3 separate regions of the Homo sapiens genome follow, and regions 1 and 3 are each linked to region 2. The links are chromatin contacts, found by Hi-C or POLR2A ChIA-PET in ENCODE. All regions are on one chromosome and are shown on one strand. Each heading gives the region's core, a stretch centred on a gene start or an enhancer-like site at or near the end of the contact. The rest is flanking DNA. Distances are from core to core; before and after follow the strand shown. Region 1 overlaps MYO16 (myosin XVI). Region 2 holds the start of LINC00370 (long intergenic non-protein coding RNA 370). Region 3 has its middle 28 kb from the start of LINC00676.

Region 1 (3,596 bases), core at 446-2,945, 320 kb before region 2:
GGTTTTAGCCTTCTGCGTATTGATGACTTCCAGATCCTATTCTCTAGTGTTTTTCTGAATTCCAGATCTTTATAGCTATTATTTCTTGGGACTACATTTAAACTTTAACAAGTAATTTAAAGTCAATATGTCTAATATCAAATATAAGACTTTATCTCTCCAGAAACCTATTCCTCCTCTTGAGAATGTTTTCCAGTTGAATGGGCCCGCAATCCACCCTGTTTTCCCAGACAGAGACTTGCTACTCATCATGAGCTCCCTGCTTTCCACCTCCCCGTGCCCAGTTCACCCCCTTGTACTGCCAGCTCTCTCTCCTCCCTTCCCCTCTCCCCATCCGTCCTCTTCTTCACCACTGCTGGCCTCTCACTGGGCCACACACTCCCCTTACTTGCCTTACCTCTTTGCAGGTAATCTTGCCCTGGGCTACCAGGATATTCTTTCCAAGGCGCCAACATGATCATGCCACTTCTTTGTTGCAAGGCCCTCAGAGCTGCCTGTCACTTCCAAGACATGACAAACTCTTTTTTTTTCCAAGCTATACAAAGCCCTGGCTACTTCTCCAATCTCATCAATCTTTGCTCATCTCACCGTAGGCTCCAATTTTGCACACATGGATATATTTTCCCCGTATGCATCATGCTTGACCAATTCTTTCTGCTTTGTACATATTCTAATTATTCCAGGGATAACCTGAAAGCCTGGGAGTTGCTTGGCAAATTCTTGGAATCACAGCCTGCCTTTCGCCACTGTGTTTCCTCATTGCCTACTTCTGGTTGCAGCCCCTTCCTGCACACTTATACCTAGACTCTATCTCTCTGATTTTACCTCCCTTATCTGTGCCCCTGGATAGTTTATTTTGCTGTTGTTGAGTCCTTTTCCTTCACATTCTCAGCTGCTTGGTATTGCCTGTATTAGATAGGTGATTCGTACATGTTTGTTGAGGGAAAGGAGTAAATCAATGGCATAATCAACCATCTCATTATTGAAAAGTACCAACAAGGAAAAATAATAACTTACTATAAACTAGGCATCTTTAGTTCAAATATTAATTACAAACCATATGATAGAACCTGTTGAATTTTTGTATGAAATTCATGAGTCACGGCCAGGTGCGGTGGCTCACGCCTGTAATCCCAGCACTTTGGGAGGCCGAGGTGGGTGGATCACAAGGTCAGGAGTTTGAGACCAGCCTGAACAACATGGTGAAACCCCGTCTCTACTAAAAATACAAAAATTAGCCGGGCGTGGTGGCACGCACCTGTAATCCCAGCTAGTCAAGAGGTTGAGGCAGGAGAAACGCTTGAACCTGGGAGGTGGAGGTTGCAGTGAGCCAAGACTGTGCACTGTGCTCCAGCCTGGATGACAAGAGTGAAACTCCATCTCAAAAAAAAAAAAAAAAAACAAAAACATGAATCACTTGTGACCTTCTCCTGTCACAAGGAAAGGTGCAGCTAAGATGAAAACCGAGTAAAGCAATGTAAATATGTCCTGGTACAACAAGAACTAATGTTTTCCTTTCCTGAGATATCATGTGCTGTGATGCACCAAATGCTTTGAAAACACGTGGGGACACCATGTCCAGGTGATTCCCATCATTTTAGAGATCAAATACGGCAGAAGTGACTTTTAACCACAGAAGTCTGACCGGAAGCCAGGCGATAACGTTACGTGCCTTGTCTCCTAACAGGTATTTGAACCAGACCATACAGGATGATGCATCCACAGGGGAGCGTTCTCTGAACAGGGAGAAATTGGCTGTTTTGAAACGAGCCCTGAATGTAGTTGGCTTCAGCAGCTTGGTGAGTCATGTCATAAATATTTCACTGAGAAAATCAACCTTCTACTAATTTATAAAAGTTATTCATTCAAAAGCATTTACTGAGCCCCTATGACATTCCAGATGTTGCCGAGGACACTGATGATTCGGCAGACAACAAGCCCCAATCCCTGCCTCCTAGAGCTGACATGCTAGTGGAGGCAGGGGGCAGGACTTCATCCACATGTTGAGGAAGAAAGGAACTAGGAAGAAAACAGAGCAGTCAGCAGAGAGTGGCAAGAGGAGAGGGTGCAGTTTCCAAGAGGGTGGACAAGGAGCCCTTTCCCAAAATGAATATAATATATACATTATATATATTTTTAAATATATATTTATAATATATCATTTTAAAATATTTAAAATATATTTTAATCATAAACTTTATAAATTATATTTATAAAATATAATTTAATATATTTAAATATATATAATATTCAACATATATATTTTATATATGTATCCAAAACAGATCAAATAACTTTATACTTGATCAACTCATGAAAAAACTGGTAAACCTGAAGTAACTGTTCATGTAAAGAATCACTTGAAAATTAACATAATCACCTTGTTAAAACATCTTCTTGAACAATATAAATGTTTTAATATTGTCATATTTAATTGCACAGAATGGCCAAGTACCTGCAAGCATTATGAAGCTGAAAAATTACACTTTAAAACTTTTAGATCATGGCCGTGCCGTAGAAACATCTATGATGATGGAAAAGTTAGTGACCTGCATGGTGCTGTACCACAGGGTAGTTTCCAGCCACGTGTGGCTCCTGGATGCTTGAAGTGTGGCTAGTGGGCTGAAGAAATAAATGTTTAATATTTCTTTATTTTAATTAATGTAAATTGACATAGCCATGTGTGGTTAGTGGTTACTGAATCAAACAGCACCCAGCCAGTGAATAAGACATAAGAAATGGTCTAAGACTTGAGAGAAACCTCTCAGAATTCCCTTCAATCTCTATTTCCCAGAGGCATTATCTCTGCCTCCATTCAACATGGTGGTGTTTTGGATTATGGTCAATTTACGGCCAATTCCTCAAGAATATTTAATATAATATCACAGGGATAACTTGGACATGCCAGTAGTTCACAAGCCCAGATTAGGTCACAGATTTAAATCTCTTCTATTTATTTTTCTGAAGCCAATACATGGATGGATTTGGGTCTGTGTTTATTTCCCTGCCCACACCGTTATGGCTGACGGGGCAGTGAGTAGGTGGGGAGGGTGGAGAGGTCCACAGGAGGAAGGGGAAGGAAGTGAGGCCCACCCTAAATGAGTGAATGCAGGGGCACCTTGCTGCACCCACCCTTGCTGTTTTGAGAGACTGGAACTCGAGGAGCCTGCAATCACATGGCATCTCATTCTTTTTGGCTCTGATTACCCGGCCTCTGTTTTTCTCCTTTAGTTTTTCTCCTTTACTGAGTCCTACCCACTGGCACTGTTCTGTCTTTGCACTTGCTGCTGTGGTACTTTTTTGTTTTGATTTTTTTCCCTCCTTCCATGCCTGAAATGTCTGCTTCCTCATAGGAAGTGAAGCTAGAGATATGGATAGAAACCATTCTGCCAAAATATCAGTTGCCTGGAAACAGGGCTTTGAAAATTCATGACTGATCCTCAAAGGCAGGGCAAGCAAAGTACACTTTCTGACTAAGGTAACCCAGGGAGACTCATAGCCTTCTTGGTAAAAGAAGTATGCACACCCTAGCAAAAAACATGAAATTAATTTCTTCATCCTGACCCTGGGAGTGACTTGAATGGTGAGTTGAGTCC
Region 2 (3,713 bases), core at 124-2,623:
TATTGTCTGAATCACAGAGAAGAACAAAACTAACCTCTCCTTCCATAGTGATACTGGCATTAGGATTGCCAAATAAAATACAGGATGCTCAGTTCAGTTTGAATTTCAGATAAACAATGAATATTTTTTTCAGTATAAGTATATCCCAAATACTGCATGTGATTTACTTATACTAAAGTATTTCTTGTATATCTGAAATTCAAACTTAACTCGGCATCCTGTATTTGTATTTGCTAAATCTGGTATGACCACTCTATCCAAGATGTCTACCTGGAGTCTCTAAAAAGAAAAGCAAGAAATGGCAGATTATAAGGTGGCAGGTGTATTAGGGTTCTTTAGAGAAACAGAATAAACAGGGTGAATACACTGTGTGTGCATGCACGTGTGTGTGTGTAGCGAGAGAGAAAGACAGAGAGAGAGAGAGAAAAACAAAAAACAAGAGTGGGGGGAGAGAGAGAGAGAGATTTATTTGAAGGATTGGCTCATGCAATTATGGGGACTGTTAAGTCCAAAATTTTCAGAGTGTACCGGCAGGCTGAAGACCAGGGAATTGTTGACGTTGCAGCTCACAGTCAAAGGCAGTCAGCTGGCAGAATTCCCGCTTCTCATGGCATTCAGGCTTTTTCTATTCAGGCCTTCTACTGATTGGATGAGGCCCACCCACACCATACAGGGTATTCTGCTTTACTCAAAGTCTGCTGATTTAAATTTTAAAATTAAAATGTAATTTAATGGAACTTAAATTTTAAAAATACCTTCACAGAAACATCATTTGACCAACTATCTGGGTACTGTGGCCTAGCCAAGTTGACACATAAAAATAACTAACACATTAGGGAAGACAGCTGGCTTCCCTAATCTGGTGAATTTGAAGCAATTAACAACATATTCACGGGAATCTCATCACAGAAGGACGTGTTAAATCATAAAGCAAAACAGCAAACACATATACTGCAACAGCACAAGTGCTCTGGGCATATGCCTTGCTAACGGGAACCTTTTTTCTTTTTTGAACCGGTTGCCTAGAGATGCTTTGTTTTGCTTTGCTTTTTTTCCTTTTTTAAAACATTGATCCTTGGATGAAAGGAAGTGAAGGTTACTATTTGTTTTATCTCCTGCTCACAACAGAATGGCTGTGAGAGAAATAGTGAATTTGAAAGGGCTTAGCTTGCTGAAGCCAAGCAGAATTCGAAGTGTCTCTAGATCACTGTAGACAAAACAAGTCGTATGGCCAACGCTTACTCATTTGGCCACATAGGCACTTGCCTGGACTCCCAGTCTACGGCTAAATTTAGCAGAACAATTGTCAGCCAGCTTCCCTGTTTGAAGGTGAGAGCTCACGGGGACAGCAAGCTCCCAGCGGGTCTTCATTTACTGCTTCATGACAAGAGGTTCCATGCTGACAGCATCTGGGGAAACCTCGCTGGGCCTCGGAGGTCCTTCCTATGGGTGATATGCCACCCACCCTGGGTCGAGAGTCAGAGAAGCGCGGCCGGTCCCACTGCTGGCTTCGCCTGCCTGTTTCCCACAGCTTCCCTCTAGTCATCCACCTACACCTGCTGCCCAGTTCCCTAGAAACCTGCCTAGTGTAAAAGGAAGCAACTCTGGAGAACAGAATGAGAAATCAGAAAGCAAGGCCCTGTCCTCTGAGTTCTGTCCTGGATGGGGACTGAGGAAGGTAAGCCCAAGCAGGGGGTGCTTCTGCCACACCCAGGTTGTGTTTATTTGTCTCTTCTGTAGATTGAGAAAAACATCTCCCTTAGCCTCCAGAGGGAGAAAACAGGGCCATATTTCCCCGAGCCATATGAGGAAAGTGGGTGATTTTGAGCTCTAATTAGAGCTGGCTCTAAGAAAACACACCATGTGCGTGAGAGCTGCTTCTTCTCACATAACCCAATTGAGGAAATTTCCCCAATTAGATCTTGTTTCTTGTCTCTTTTAATCAGCAAGACTTTATACAATGATGCTCCTACTATACTCTCATCCAATTTGCAGATCCATATATAAATAACAATGAGCATAGTAGGAAGTGTTTTATTCTTATTTATTGAGTGCTCATCCACTTCCAGATACTGTCTTGAGGAATTCACACTTACTAACATACTTACTTCTGGAGGTAGGGACTACCATGGCATCTGGCTTCAAAGCTCACTCTGTTCCTCAAGGGAAATCATTTTTTGGACATTTCATAGTAATAACTATTGACATATTAAGTCTTATAAAGCTTTTAAAGGTGTTTTTACGAACTCACCTTCTTTCCTCTTTATTACTACTTCTGAGATAAGGTGGGCTTTTGTTTTTTTTTTCTTAACATCCTCATCACCTCCATTGGAAGAGTGAGGGAGATCAGACTGGGAGAGGTTGAGGGATTAGCCTGGCCTCTCCTGGGTGTGCAGGTGAGCTGTGTGACTGTACCAGATGCTCTGTCTGCAGAGGCACAGGTCCCCTTGCCTGCAGTCTTCCAATGTAGTATCAGAAATCCAGTTCCCATCTTAGTGTCAAAGTCTTCCCAAATGCAACCATAAGCCAAAAATAAATGTATACCTTCCCTCCATAAACCATTATTCCAAATTCTTCTGCTGTTGCCAGTGACAATCATCTGCCTTCTAGTCTTCCAAAGGAAGAATCAAAGAAGATGCTTCCAAAGGAGGCATCAAAACCTAATAATCATCACTGATAATCTCTCTCCTTCTTGTGCCCATGTCCAGTTGGTTGAACAAGTGCTAACCTAGCAGTACCACATCCAGCTATGATGGGGCAGGTGCAAAGATGGAGGAAGAAAGATGGCCCCAGAGATCACGGTTTTGTAAAGTCATGAAGGAGATAACTGGAACATGAATCATTATCAACTGAGATAGGAAATAAGAGGACACAAAAGAAGTAACATAAAACATTCTTACTAATGTGAGGGACCTCACAGGAGGGCATGTTTACTTCCAAGGGTAGCAGAGAAGAAACAGAGAAGGCATATAGCATCTGAGCTGAAACTGGAAGGACTCAGGACCTACAAAAATAGGGCAAGGCTGATGCTCAGAAGTCGTAGTGAAAAGACAAAGCAATGAATGTTGTATTTTGGTTGATTTTTAGGAGGGAATGAAACTGAAGAAACTAGGGCATAAAGCTAATTTTTTAAAAAACCATCCATTCTTCTTCTCTGTCTGCGCCATCGTCACTGGGTCCAGGCCTTTATCACCTAAAGCTTAAAATGATGCATAACCTCCCATCTGTGCAGAACCGTGTGGGTGACATTGATGCCATCCAGCGCTGGTGCACCCTCAGAAATATTCATAATTTATTGTTAGTCTATGTGGACTGTTCCCAGCACTTCATGTGCTCTCTTCCTTTGCTCTTGTTGCCTGGAAGAAATATTCTACTGAATTGAAAGCCACCGCTTTCCTGTGTGCTTCCATCTCAGGTCTTCTCACCTGCTCAGTCATCATAGAGTATGAGTGTCTGTTCTCTGTCTTGTGTAGTCAACATTTTCCTTACTCCTGGATTCTTTCTATCTTCATTTAAGTATCTCCAAGTCTCTCTCATTAAAAAACGTATCTTCCTTGGGCCCCCTGAGTCCCCGACCTCATCATTCTCATATTCACCCCTCTTCCACCCCACTTCCCAACATCCGTCAGTCAGGATTCTTTCTGCTTCTTCTAATACATGGTATTCTTGTGCATACAGAGAATGCTGTTAATTTATCTTCTTGGCTTACTTTT
Region 3 (3,992 bases), core at 1,209-3,708, 420 kb after region 2:
AGGTTCTAGAGGAGCGGTATGATTCTACCTCAGCTTCTGGAAAGGGGTTCCAGCAACAGTGTCTTTGTAAAGAGACCATCACAAAAAGATCCAAGTGAAGGAAAATGGGGCCCGAGGCAGTCATGTGAGTGAGGAGAGTAGGAAAAGAAGGCAGAGAGAAGGATTTGGGAGATATTTCAGAGGGAGAAGCAAGAGGACGTGGTATAGGGGAAGGGTCAGACAGGTCCGTGCTAGGGATTGACGTCCCGCGGGAGAGGCTGACGTTCCTACCCGGCAGCTGGGACAGCTGCAGTTATCAGCAGCTCAAATGTGAAATACAGGAGAAAAGGCAGCAGGGAAGGAAGGCCCATCAGATTAGGGCACGGTGAGTTCTGATGACTGCCCAGATGTCCAGAGAGCCTTTGGAAATTCAGGCCTTGCCATTCATAGAATGACATCAAGATGTAGGTCTATCACTCGAAATCAGCAGGTTTGAAATTATCAGAGTGTAGGAGGTTTGTCTAGACATTTGCTTTAAGGCTTTGGCAGTGGAAGAAAAACCCAAAATACACTCAGGAGGAGAATATGGGGTAGGGAGACATTATTTTTTAATAACTAATTACAATCCCTGGCAAGAGTTTTGCTGGTAATTTTACTTCCTACTGTGGTTGCTATCCATGGATGTACTATACATATAAAAGAGATAATATCAAATAACTTGTTTCTGTGACATACTAAAAGAAGAAGTATGAAAAATATTCTACCTCATCTAAAATTCTGATACCTTCATATTTTGGAAAGGCACATACGTATTAAAGTATACAACTGTCAACAATTTGTAAATATTCCACACCAAGTGGCTGCTAGGCAAAGCCTTACCTTGTGTTGATATGACATCTTTTATTTCTTGAGTCCTATTGCAAAAATTTAAAAGATTTCTCGTTATATCTTTTTCATGTCGCTCACACTTTCCAATAAGTATGTGCCAAGCTTTTATTCTTCAAGGTCAACAAACCCTGGCTTAGCCATCATAATCAATCAAACTGCATTTTTACAAATGTAAGTTTCAGCCATCTGATAAAATGAGCAATTCTGCAATGTTTTGTGGTTTTTTTATTTCCGTTTGAAAACAACTCATTTTAGAGGAACTCTGTTCCCTGTGGTTCTTAGTCATCCTTATCCCAGAAAAGAGTAATTTTTCAGTGTCCATTCTCACTAACTCTGGAATATATTGTATGATTAGCTAACTTTGAACCTCAAATACTTACATTAAAAGTGCAGAAACCATGATGGTTTGAATAGTTTTGTTTTGTGATTTAGAATTCAAGTAGAGCTGGATAATAACTGACAACATAAAATGTGGAATCCACAAAGAGTCAGTATGATTCAAAGTTCACCATTCTAATTCAAATAAAATTTTAAGAATTAAAACTGATGTCCAGCCCAATATAGAAGCTCAAGCAAATTCAAATGGCTGATGGAGGAGCTGGCTTGGCTCCAATTTTTCTATTCCTCAAGTTACTTTTGAGAAAAATAATACATATAAATGAAAACATAACATTACTGGAAAAGAGAAAAATGAAAATAGCCATGGAATAGAAATGTTGAAAGCTTCTTCCCAAGCAAGCCTAGAAAAAGCTCTGAGAGCAAAGTCAAGGAGGCAAAGACCTTGCCATGAGTCAAACATTAGGGCGAGAGCTGGAACGGCTCACTACAGCTCCTACCACCAATCCCCCAAAATAGAGTCGAAAAATGACGGTCGGAGAAATTGTTTCTCCCAAAGACAAAGCCCAAAGACTAGTTTTTAAAGAAAATTAATTTGTCGGTGAACTTACAGGGCCTAAAAGAAGCACAGCAGATCTTCGCCCCGGCAAACCCACAGGGGCGCTGTGGAGTTTCTTCATTTTTGAGAGAAACACAACCTCTTGGACATCCATCAGCCCCTCCATGAAACGTCTGCTCTAGCAAAGCCACCGATCCAAGGCTCAAGAGCGCTACTTTACTTTCCACGAGGCCCTGGCTGGATGTTCAGCAGGTGCTCTGATAAAAAGCAGGCCCCGTATGAAAACCAGCAGGGAACAGAAAACGCAGCAGGGCTCTCCAATCTCATGCCAAGGTAGGTGAGGCTGTGCTGTCCCCAGCAGGCGCGTGCAGCGCTGCTAAGTGATGGGAATTTCAGAGCAAAAGAAAAGATGGGTTGTTTTTTGTTTTGTTTTGTTTTTGTTTGTTTTTTCTTTAAAGGTATATGTATTGGTTTTTCAAACAGTTACTAAGTTGTTAGGGCATGCATAATTATGTCGTTTGGCTCTAACTACTTATACACAGAACTGTTAAGAAGTTGCTCTGGCCTAGGGCCACTGTAAAAAAATTACTGAAACAATGATAGAGACTTGAACCAAGAAAGCGAGGAAGTCTCTGTGCTGTAGTTATCGGCTCTCAGGAAAGAAAAACCCTCCTGGCTTGGCAGCTGGCCCAGGAGGGGCGTGGGCAGGAGGAGGTCCCCAGGCTGCTGGATAGTTCTTCCTGCTGTTGGAGCCTCATCCACAGACACAGGCCTGTAGTTAGCCAGGCAGGGAGGAGGCTGAGCAGGAAACAGATGTGCCTGGCTGCAAAGGAAACCCACAAGCAATCAACCCCATCTTCATTCATAAAAAAGAACCAAATCAAGTGCCACCCAATACAGGAGGCAAATACCAGGGTGGAGGATAATGTGAACAAATAAAACAGCTCACCTGAGAGGAAATAGAAGTAATAATAATAATAAAAATCCAACTTGATACTGAGAGATTAGAGAGGAAATTGCACCCATAAAATTAGAATTAGCTACAATTAGGAGGAGGAGGAGGTAGGGAGGGTAAGGAACAGGGAATAAGAAGATAACAGCACTTACGAAAAAGGAAGAGGTATGGTAAATAAAATTTAACTGACAAAATGAAAATTAAATGGAACTGCCAAGCTGGCTGTCCAGAAGAGGGGCTGTTCCACCATGGAGACCAGGCAGCTAGAGGGTCGAGCCAAAGAAACCTCCCAGATCTAAAAGGAAAAATAAACAGACGAATGAATAAAAACCTAAAAGTCTTGCAAGATATATTCAGGAGGGTCAAACTAATAGAGACTTTTACAAATAGAGAACAAAAATATTAGAAAGAAATACTAGGAGAAATGATTGAAGCCTCTTTTCTGGAGCTGAAGTTCCTTATACAGTGATCCACTGAGGGCTGTGTGTCCACCCACAGGTCCCCTGATAAAACTTATAGACCCCAAAATAAAAGAAAAACTCTAAAAGCTCCCACAACACAGAAGGGGACAACATGCTGTGTAGGAACCAGTGGCTGCCATCAGAAGCTAAGAAGACGCACAAAGGTTGTGAAAAAGGTCCCGCAGATCTTGGCCTTAGGTCACGCTTCGAGTAGTGGGAGTTTTGGTGACAGATAGCGTTTCCCTTGCTACAGGTTTATTTATTCACCTTGTTTCAAAGAGAATAAAATATGCATAATTATAATACCATGTGCTGACGTGGAGGGACATCCATCACATGAAAAACAAGTTGCAAAACAAATGGATAATAGGATCCTACTGAGCTTAAATACACATACACAGGCACAACTAGACAAATAGGCAGATAGATAGATAATAGGTAGGTAGGTAGGTAGAGAGAGAGGAATTTAAAAATATCTAGAATACGTAGCAGACAGCTGAGATTGGGGAGTAGAGGAGGTGAAGATGTTTGCTTTTAATCTTCACCACTTGATACTCTCATTTTTTAACAGAGTATAAATTTCTTTTGAAATTAAAAAAATTATCGTACTTTTAGTGGAATAAAAGCAGCATCAGGCACATAGTAGGTAATTAATCAATATTTGTTAAATGAATGCGTGAATGCAAAATATATGCCTTTCTACCATCAGAAGTATAGCTCTATTCAAACTTTCTTCAGTATCTCCTGTAGCACTGACAAATTAAGTTTTCTGTCTCTTCTTAAGTCATATTTGGTAATATATTTTCCTAGAAAT

What was found. Hi-C counts contacts between places; a loop is a spot of excess contacts on that map. ChIA-PET counts read pairs that join two places held with the same protein, here RNA polymerase II (POLR2A). Pooled maps may share reads with other maps.
Region 1: a loop to region 2 is called in a map of PC-3, with 3 times the contacts of the local background. The contact joins the enhancer-like site here to the promoter of LINC00370 in region 2. A Hi-C loop is called at or near these places in 6 of 168 maps with a recorded cell type or tissue (HCT116, MCF 10A, PC-3 and 3 more) and 3 of 50 pooled maps. POLR2A ChIA-PET finds 5 or more read pairs at or near these places in 2 of 52 experiments (MCF 10A and PC-9).
Region 3: a pooled map shows a loop between it and region 2 (2.5-fold over the local background). The contact joins the enhancer-like site here to the promoter of LINC00370 in region 2. A Hi-C loop is called at or near these places in 1 of 168 maps with a recorded cell type or tissue (PC-9) and 2 of 50 pooled maps. POLR2A ChIA-PET finds 5 or more read pairs at or near these places in 2 of 52 experiments (MCF 10A and PC-9).

Annotation. Positions count from the first base shown.
Region 1 is chr13:108,956,001-108,959,596 of GRCh38, forward strand. It overlaps MYO16 (myosin XVI), which reads left to right. Exons shown (of 35, transcript NM_001198950.3): 17 at 1,688-1,799. Among named protein-coding and RNA genes, the nearest start is that of MYO16-AS2, 140 kb to the right of the region's middle. Within about 2 kb of position 1,696, at least 7 of the 41 ENCODE cell types and tissues checked have a DNase peak (open chromatin) inside an H3K27ac peak, as active enhancers do; they include PC-3, PC-9 and mammary epithelial cell, where a contact is called at or near this core.
Region 2 is chr13:109,280,600-109,284,312 of GRCh38, forward strand. It overlaps LINC00370 (long intergenic non-protein coding RNA 370), which reads left to right and starts at 1,374. Exons shown (of 3, transcript NR_170230.1): 1 at 1,374-1,678.
Region 3 is chr13:109,697,828-109,701,819 of GRCh38, forward strand. No RefSeq gene overlaps it. Among named protein-coding and RNA genes, the nearest start is that of LINC00676, 28 kb to the right of the region's middle. RefSeq lists an enhancer at 2,295-2,589 and a silencer at 2,295-2,589. Within about 2 kb of position 2,459, at least 5 of the 41 ENCODE cell types and tissues checked have a DNase peak (open chromatin) inside an H3K27ac peak, as active enhancers do.